Regions from separate parts of the Homo sapiens genome. Here region 2 is linked to region 1. The links are chromatin loops, found by intact Hi-C in ENCODE. Cell type or tissue: PC-3. All regions are shown on one strand. Links, peaks and the distances in the headings refer to the core of each region. The heading gives the core; the rest is flanking DNA. Region 1 overlaps PDLIM5 (PDZ and LIM domain 5). Region 2 overlaps PDLIM5 (PDZ and LIM domain 5).

Region 1 (4,413 bases), core at 286-4,285:
TTCCCTTTTGCTCCTCAAGTATGGATAATTACAGTTGACCACCACAGAATTCCAAAATTGGAGTTTTAGAATTCCAAACTTTTAGAGTTCCAAAATGAGATATTTATGGACTTGCAAGTCATCAAAGCTTAAGTCAATCTGTGGTGTGTCTAACGGGTACTTTGAAGTGTATCAACTAAGCTAAAATGCTACTAGAGATAATACACCAAAGTTATTCTGAGAAGTAATGATAAGCTCTAGCCAAAGCCACACTGTTTGCTTGCATCTTTCAGTGTGTGACAACAGATAGAGCTTAAAATAATTTTACAAGGACAATGGCATTTGCTAAATGCTTGCTACCAAGTCTTTGAAATTTCTCATTTTCTGTTATTCACTTACTCTTTACACATTGGGAAGTAATTGAAAGATTTCTATTAAATAGATAATACATAAATCTTTCAGAAATGTCCTAACTTTGAATCTAAAAAGTGAGAATAAAATGTATTTTATATAGAAAAATAATCCATATGCAATCATAGCTTAAGAGAAGAATATTTAAGACAAGGGAGATGTCTTGAAGCAAACCTTATAAAGTGAGCAAACAACAAAAATGTATTCAGATGACAATTCTACTGAATCATTATATAACTATATATTATTACATTACTATATAATTTCCATATATTTAATATATGTGTTTATGTGTATGCTGGATACTATACCACTGACTTATGTAAGGAACTATATAAAATGAAGCTTTCTATTCTGTAAATCATTATACAAATATGAGGTACTGGTATCGTCATTTTATTGAAGATTTTATACAGAACATAAGCATTTTTTTTTCTTGAGACGGAGTCTTGTTCTGTCACCCAGGCGCGATCTCAGCTCACTGCAACCTCCACCTCCTGGGTTCAAGCGATTCTCCTGCCTCAGCCTCCTGAGTAGCTGGGTAACTCCCGAGTAACTGCTACTGGTAATAAGCCAGTAGAGCCAGGAAGACAAAGGGAAAATATGTTAATTGAGCACAGAATACTTTATCCAAATTGCCCTCTAACATGTGTGTACAGTATCTACAAACGTACACAGATACTACGCACACTGTTTTACACCTTGCTTTTTTAACTCAACTTTTTAAACTTCAGCTTATTTTTATTTGCTCAAAAACTGTTCATAATAATACATATTGTTCCATTATACAGACAGACGAAGATATATTGACTCCATTTCCTGCTGATGAACATTTAGCTTGCTCTTAATGCTTTAATAATTTACTTCAAATATACTTCATTTTACACATTTGTGAGTATATCTATGGGATAAATTTATAGAAATGGAATTGATAGGTCAGAGGGTATAACCATTCCCTTTAGAAGGGAATAACCCTACAGACGTCCTATCGAAGGCCTTTTCTAGGAATACATACAAATAGGCAATCTACAGGAGAATGAGAATGCATACATCGAGACAGAGAAAAAGGGGTACAGAGGTTATTTAGCAACTAACCCTGTACTCCATATAGAACCCCCTCACATATTAAGAATATGACACTTGCAGGCATTATGTCACCCCAGAATGCTGGCACACAAATGAAGGTCAATTAACTCTGCGTATAGTGTCCTTAACTTTAGGACCAAGAGCAAATACACACAAAACTGATGTTTTCTACAAACAAGTATTGGAAACCGAGGAAATAGGAAACAGAGTAACCAATTAAAGCAAAACATGAATTAACAACCTCGTGTAGATCCTGAGTACCTTATAAGGCCTTTTTTTTTTCTTTTAACTTAGCACCTTAGATGGCTTTTTCAACTCAAGAAATATTGCCAAGGCAATGGAAAGCACAGGGTTAGGCAAAACACTTGTGAGTCAGGTATTTATTTATACATATAAGGAAGAAATTGAGACAGAAGAGGAAGAGCATGGCCAGCCACGGGACATCAAATCACCACTGGCAAGGTAACTACATAGCAGAAGTGGTGAGCTGAGAAAGACCAATTTATCTGTGAACTATACTAAGCTTAGAGGGAAGTGGGTGTGCCCTAAAGAAGATTAGATGAATTCCTAACATGTTTTTAAAGTAGAATAATGTGAGTCACTCAGAGGGAGTAAACAGGCACTTTATATCTGATGTCTTTTGGTTCACCCCTTTATTTCCTCTCTTATCTTCCCTTAGAAAAATGTCATGAAAACAATCCAATTCCTTACCTCTTTCTAAATTGAAAATTGGATGTATATGAACTTTCTATGGAATCTACTAAAACATCGGCAATATCTCTCCAATTTCCTGTTGTAGACCTCTAAGAGGGTGAAGCAAAATGAAAGTATTTCATCTAATTCCTATCTTCCTGCTAGTAAATAAATTTATGTTCAGAGTATTTTTTCCTTCTAGTCTTAAAGACTTCTTTATAAAAATGTCAGGACAAATGGATTTCAAAAGTAAAGGCTTAGAGTTTGGAATGAATGTTGGATGGCAATCCATTTGAGTGGTAGGTATGGGCTCTTCTGAATTAAGTAGCCTGGGTTCAAATCCTGAATCAGTTATTGATGAGTAACCTTGTGTAAGTTACTCAAACTTCCATTTCTTTATTAAGAAAACAAAAGTGCTCGAGCACACACAAAAAAGTGTGAAAGAACAGAGTACAGTTGGCATCAAGAAAATCAGGGTAAAATTAAAAGTGTCATAAAAGCACCCTCAATGACTAGATGTTAAGACATATCAACTACGATAATGGTGAGAGACTTGATGATAGATAAGGATGGGAACAGGCCTTTTTTTGGTAAAAAGTAAACAACCAAAAGATTACTTAATAGGACTGTACTTACCAGGAGTGAGAAGAGATGGCAAACACTGACATTTTCTCAACAGTAGTCCTGAATGACTCTGGTATAGAAAATGTCCACAATGTAGGAGTGCAGTCACCTGCATAAAGTACTAGGAAACTACAAGACCAACCAACCAACATGAGAAGAAGTCTAGAAAGGAGTCTGAATATAATTCTGGCAAACAGGTGGTAATAAAATGCATCAGTCAGATCTCCTATCTCACATAATCTACATTGTTACAGTCAGTTCAGTATACATAATTTACCCTTTCAGAAGACAAAATGTGTTAGACAGAATAATGGCTTCCCAAAGATGTCCCTGTCCTAATCCCCAGAACCTATGAATATGTTACATTAACATGCAGAAGGGAATTTAGGGTACCAGATGGAATTAAGGCTGCTAATTAGATGATCTTAAAATAGGAAGATTATCCTAGATTATCCAGTGGGCCTACTGTAATCACAAGGGCCCTCAAATGTGGAAGAGGGAGAAAGAAGAGTCACTGTTAGGATGATATGATGTGAGACAGACCCCTTAGTCACTGTTGCCTTTGAAGACAAAAACAATGCAAGTCAAGGAATGCAGGTAGTCTCCAGAAACTGGAAATCGCAAGAGAAATGATTCTCCCCAAGAATCTTCAGAAAGGAAGGTCGACCCGTTAATTTTAGCCTAGTGAAGCCCATTTCAGACCTGTAACCTCCAAAACTGTAAAATAATAAATTTGGGGGGTTGGGGGTGCAGTTTGGCCACTAAGTTGGTAATTTGTTACAGCAGCAATAGGAAACTAATACACAGGTAAATAATTTTTGGAAAACTTTTATGAAAATGTTATAGTAAGCATTTTTTTAAATTGAGGTATTTGATGTCAATTTACCTAGCAAATTCAGTTATTCAGAATTAACCATGTTCTGGGGTTTCTGGGATAACTGAAGTTTTACCACTAACTTTAGATATATATTTTTTTTTCCTTAAGCCCTAAGATCATTAACAGTTAAGTGTAAAACCTAGATGTTACAATGTTAATTAATATAACCACAAAATAATTCACATGCAATTTCAAATACCTTAAATCCCTTGAATATTCAGGTTGAAAAAGGTGGGGGGGGCCTAATGTCAGAAGGAGTGCTAGGGTTGAACATATTAAGTAAAAATTTTAAGTAATATATATAACACTAACGTTAAAAAATTTAATATCCCTGGTGTTTTTGCACCACTTACCGTAGATTTAGCTTTATATTTTAAAAAATACTTCAAGCTATAGAAGAGGTATTGTGAAAATCAAGAACTCCTATGAATAAAAATATCTTCTATTGATGATAGCAAATTTAATTTGTATTTAATATTAGATAGATAATTAAGCCACATTAAAATATTTCCCTAAAGAGTATTAGGAAAAAGAATCTGTTTGGAACTTCTTGAAAATAATAAATTCCAAAGATTTCCTAATAGCTTTTGTTTGATAACAATTTAAGAAGTGAATGTGAAGAGGAGAAAAAAACTACTTAATATGCTTCTCTAGATAAGTTTACCTTCTTTTTTATACTGTTACTTCCAATGAGCAACTATTCCGCTTGGAAGAGAAGTGAGGTTGTGTGTATATAGATGTGT
Region 2 (4,413 bases), core at 247-4,246, 47 kb before region 1:
AAATTAACATCTCTCCCAATCTATCCAAAATGTGTTAAGTTGGATGTGATGTGTTTCTTGAGAACTTATTCTGGGTCTTGGCAATTCTGCCCTCCTCTTCTCAGTGCTCACTAGCCATGCTTTTCAGAATGCCTGCTTGACTTTTTTCCAGATGATCTCAAGTTCAAATTAGTTTATGGTTAGAAGTTAACTTTTTTTTCCTTTTTTGAAAATCAGTACTATATTTTCCTTTTACCACTCTTCTATTTTCTTTCCCATCCAGGATTTGAAACAAACGCAGATAGTACTCAGTGAATCTCATCTGTAAGTCCTCTACATACCCTGAGCGGTAAGTCATTAAGAAAAAGAGTCTAGTGAGAACCATTTAGAATCACTTTCTGTATGGGGGGCTTCAAATCCCTCCAGGATATAAATAAACCTCTGGGTTTTGGTTATTTTTATTTGCTGTCTTTCAACACAGAGCATTTATTAGTTTCACCATCACCCTTGACGACATCACTTCTGTTTTTTACTTATCCCTTGAATAGATGTTATCTGATTGTTTTACCTTTCATATATAAAGGATTTTTGGTTTTACTGTTGGTGGGTGTACTTTTTGTAAACATACCTGTGATGCTGCTCCAACATCCCTGCTAAGAGCTTTGCTGATTTTAACAAGTATGTGATTCCACTGCTGTAAGCCAAGGGTAAACTTGATTCCACCAAATTTGCTTAAGTGTTACTTCTCTGTATTAAAGCTTCAAGTTCACTCACTGTCTAACCAATGATACACAGCTACCTGAAGACATTAAAATCTTTCAGAAATTTATTCTCAATTTTTTTCTTCTTATAAATTACTAGCATATCAGGATAAAGAATAAAGTGTGTGAAGAGGCAAAATAAGTGTGTACCACTAACTTGAAAATTCCGCAACAGGTGTCACCTTAGTTTTAACACATTCTTCTGTTCAAAGATATAAATTCAGAATCTTTGGGAGTAGTTAATTAGGTGCATCTGTGAGATGAACACCTATTACAGAGTTGGACACAGGAGTAGCATTCAAACAATACCCTTTAATAGATACAAAAATAGAAAAACACAAAAGAGAATACATGGACACATGAGACTAATTTTTAGATAAAAGCAATTTGTAGATAGTTCTTTAATTTGACTAAAAGGAAAGTGAAGATGTCTAAATATCCATACCTGTCATATGCTTTATACTATATAATATAATATATTGGTTCAATTTTCTTTTATAAAATCATATCATTCTAATAAACAAACCTTCACATAATATAAAAGTAGGAAAACTTGGACTTCTGAAACCTGCAATGTGTCTGAAATACATAAACTAGAATAGCAGCAAAAGATAGAAATTAAGCCTTCCATGATTTTGAAGTCTGCCTATCATCAATGCTCTTAATTAACTTTTGAAGTTGTGATTTCTTTTGAAGAAAAAAAAAAACTAAAGTGCAGGAGTCTTCTTCAATACTGAGTTTTAGTAAACATAAGTTTCTTTAATTATCTGGTTTAATTCAATAAAATAATTTTATTGTGTAATTTACTTCTCTAAAGGTGAAATGGAAAACAACTTATCCAAACAGCATTATAAGAGAAGGACTACCGGTCTGACAAAATTCTGCCTCTAAGGAACGTGGTGAATATTCTGGGATTATGAAAGCCAACTTGGCATATTACGAACACTGACTTTTATAAATAACAGATCTTTATAAGTGCTAATAGTACACGTTTAATTTGGTAAACAACAACAACAACAGGCATTTCCAGCATTAAACAGAATTAAACAATTTGGATGTGAAAATACATAGGAACTATGTTTCTTGGCTCAATAATTTTTAAGTACTAGTCTCACAAGGAACTGAAGTGTAGTAATTACTTATGTTCAACAGATGGCGACCTTTACATTGTAGTCAGCAAAACAGTATTTGCATAAAACAGTATACTCAACCAGCAGAAAATCAAAGATCAATTACAAATATTCCATATTTTGCAAGAGACAAAAATTACTTGATCATATACACCATTTTTTGACAGGTGGTTTTTTTACAGGTTGGCAAACATATTTTGTGGGAATGTATCTTGCTGTTCTATTTTTTGGGGCAAGTCCAATTGCTAATTCTTATCTCATGAAAATATGTGCAAATATCAGGCTAGGGAATAATTCCTGCTTTCTTTGCATAGCTTATTAAGAATAGCAGCTTTAGGTAATATACTCAACTAACGTGTCTTAATAAGGATATGTCACAAGACACCAGTATGTTTGTGAAACACAGCAATAATGAAGACATGGGATGGGTCAGCAAACTATTTCTTCATTAATCTATTTTGTGTGGGTCAATGAATATCAACAAAGTTTTAAAAAAACTTACAAAACAGTATGTTCAGAAATATGTAATTTATGCTTCCTAAATTTTCAATGAATGTACAAAGGTAATAGGTTTCTCCTTAAGAAGTAACATTAACTCTATTCTTCCAGTGCTAAAATTCCATTCTGATGGCCTTCAGCCAGAAATCATGTGGGCATTATTTGGTGCTAGAAGATAGCCTACAAGAAGACGGTTTCCCGGCTCAACATAACTGTTTTAGTTTGTGTATTGTAATTGGTAACCTGAGTTTGAATTGTTTTTCTACTAAAGGGAGAAGCAGTCACTCCTCTCCTAATGAGCATTTTAATTCTTTGACAATTGGGAAGCCATATCATACCTTATAATTCTTAACCATTGATATGGTTTGGCTCTGTGTCCCCACCCAAACCACATGTCAAATTGTAATCCCCACGTGTTGAGGGAGGGACCTGGCAGGAGGTACCTGGATCATTGGGGTGGTTTTCCCATGCTGTTCTTGTGACAGTGAGATTGTTCTCATGAGATCTGGTTGTTTAAAAGTGTGTGGCACCTCCCCCTTCTCTCTCTCTCCTGCTCCACCATTGTGAAGATGTACCAGCTTCCCCTTCACCTTCCACCATGATTGTAAGTTTCCTGAGGACTCCCACCCATGATTCCTGTTAAGCCTGTGGAACTATGAGTCAATCAAACCGCTTCCTCATAAATTACTGTCTCAGGTAGTTCTTTTTAGCAGTATGAGAACAGACTAATACAACCATAATAAATATGTGAAAAATCAGAACCCATCATTCTTTAAGCAAGGGAGATAAAGAAAAGACTGATAAAAATGTTTTGATCATTATTTTAGATATCCTTTTGCTAAACTAAAATACCACTTTATACTTATATATAGCATTAAAAATTTGAAACTACAAAGATTGATATTATTATAATATAGTAGAAAATTGAGAACATGGTGAGATCAAGAAAAACATTTTTTAACTTAAATATACTTTGACAATATGATTTTTTGGCATAAATGTGTGTGTGTGTGTGCATGTATAACATAATTATCTCTAAATAAAATTTTCTATGGTCTCCCATAATTCTCTATTCTGGTAGGCCATATATTATTAATAACTTTCTATTATTAATAGTTACTGATAAGATGGCTGTTGCCTCTTTTAAATCAATGTTGTAGATTAGATTCTTATATTTAAACATTTCCTTATTAATGATAAAATTTTCTCTATTAGTATTTCTGTTCAGAGCACTAACTAAGCATCTCATATACCTATTTCTAAAATTGTTATTCTCTCCTCATGGGAATCACCATGCTCTTCATGTTGAAACACACCAAAAACACAAAGGAAGACATTAAAAAACAAATGTTCATTTAATGAAAAAAAGTCTTTCACTAATTAACAAACAGAAAATATCAAGAAAAAAGTGTCAACTTTTGGCAATTAGATTACTCCAACAAAGTACAATTCCCCTTTCAAGTGACTTAGGTATGGTTTCACTTTACTTTCAATATAGGTATTAATGTTTTGATATTTTAATGTCTTGATATTTATATCGAACTTATATTCCATTAGAGATAGTGTGTGCCACGCTGTAAACAACTTCCCTAAAATTAGAGAATTGGAAAAATATGCAATTATATATAATTAGTAACTTTTAGTACCAAACATGGTGGGGCATACTAAAATTCTCACATTCAAAGAACTTTTACTGTAGTTGAGAAAAGAGAATATGGAGACAGATACCTGTCATCCAAAGGTAAAAAGGAAGCACCAAAAGAGAGGTGACAACAATGCTTCCAATTGGGTCCAAGTCAATGATTCTACTTAAGAATAATTTTTTCTTAAATGACAATCTGTCAAAATGAGGATTAGTATACAAAGACAGTTAGTGTATGTTATGGACCGAACTGTATCCCTCCATTATTCATATGTTGAAGCCCTAACCCACAATGTGACTATTTGGAGATAGGTCCTTTAAAGAGGTAATTAAGGTTAAATGAAGTCATAAGGGTGGGACCCTGACCCAATAGAACTGATGTCCTCATGAGAAGAAGAGACCC

Evidence for each region. A loop is a pair of places that touch in the nucleus more often than their neighbours do. Peaks named below come from ENCODE experiments on the same cell type or tissue, not always from the same donor. Only the 100,000 strongest peaks of a DNase experiment are listed, where the experiment ranks them.
Region 2: it touches region 1 in a loop (3-fold over the local background); 5 of 110 quality-filtered maps call a loop at or near these places.

What each region holds. Positions count from the first base shown.
Region 1 is chr4:94,546,330-94,550,742 of GRCh38, reverse strand. The region is part of intron 3 of PDLIM5 (PDZ and LIM domain 5); the gene reads right to left. Among named protein-coding and RNA genes, the nearest start is that of PDLIM5, 97 kb to the right of the region's middle. In PC-3, for the core only: no CTCF peak of the experiment used is centred there; a DNase peak (open chromatin) is centred at 2,022; H3K4me3 peaks cover 1,136 bases; H3K27ac peaks cover 2,087 bases.
Region 2 is chr4:94,593,570-94,597,982 of GRCh38, reverse strand. All of the region lies in intron 7 of PDLIM5 (PDZ and LIM domain 5), which reads right to left. Among named protein-coding and RNA genes, the nearest start is that of PDLIM5, 140 kb to the right of the region's middle. In PC-3, for the core only: a CTCF peak has its summit at 1,890; a DNase peak (open chromatin) is centred at 1,892.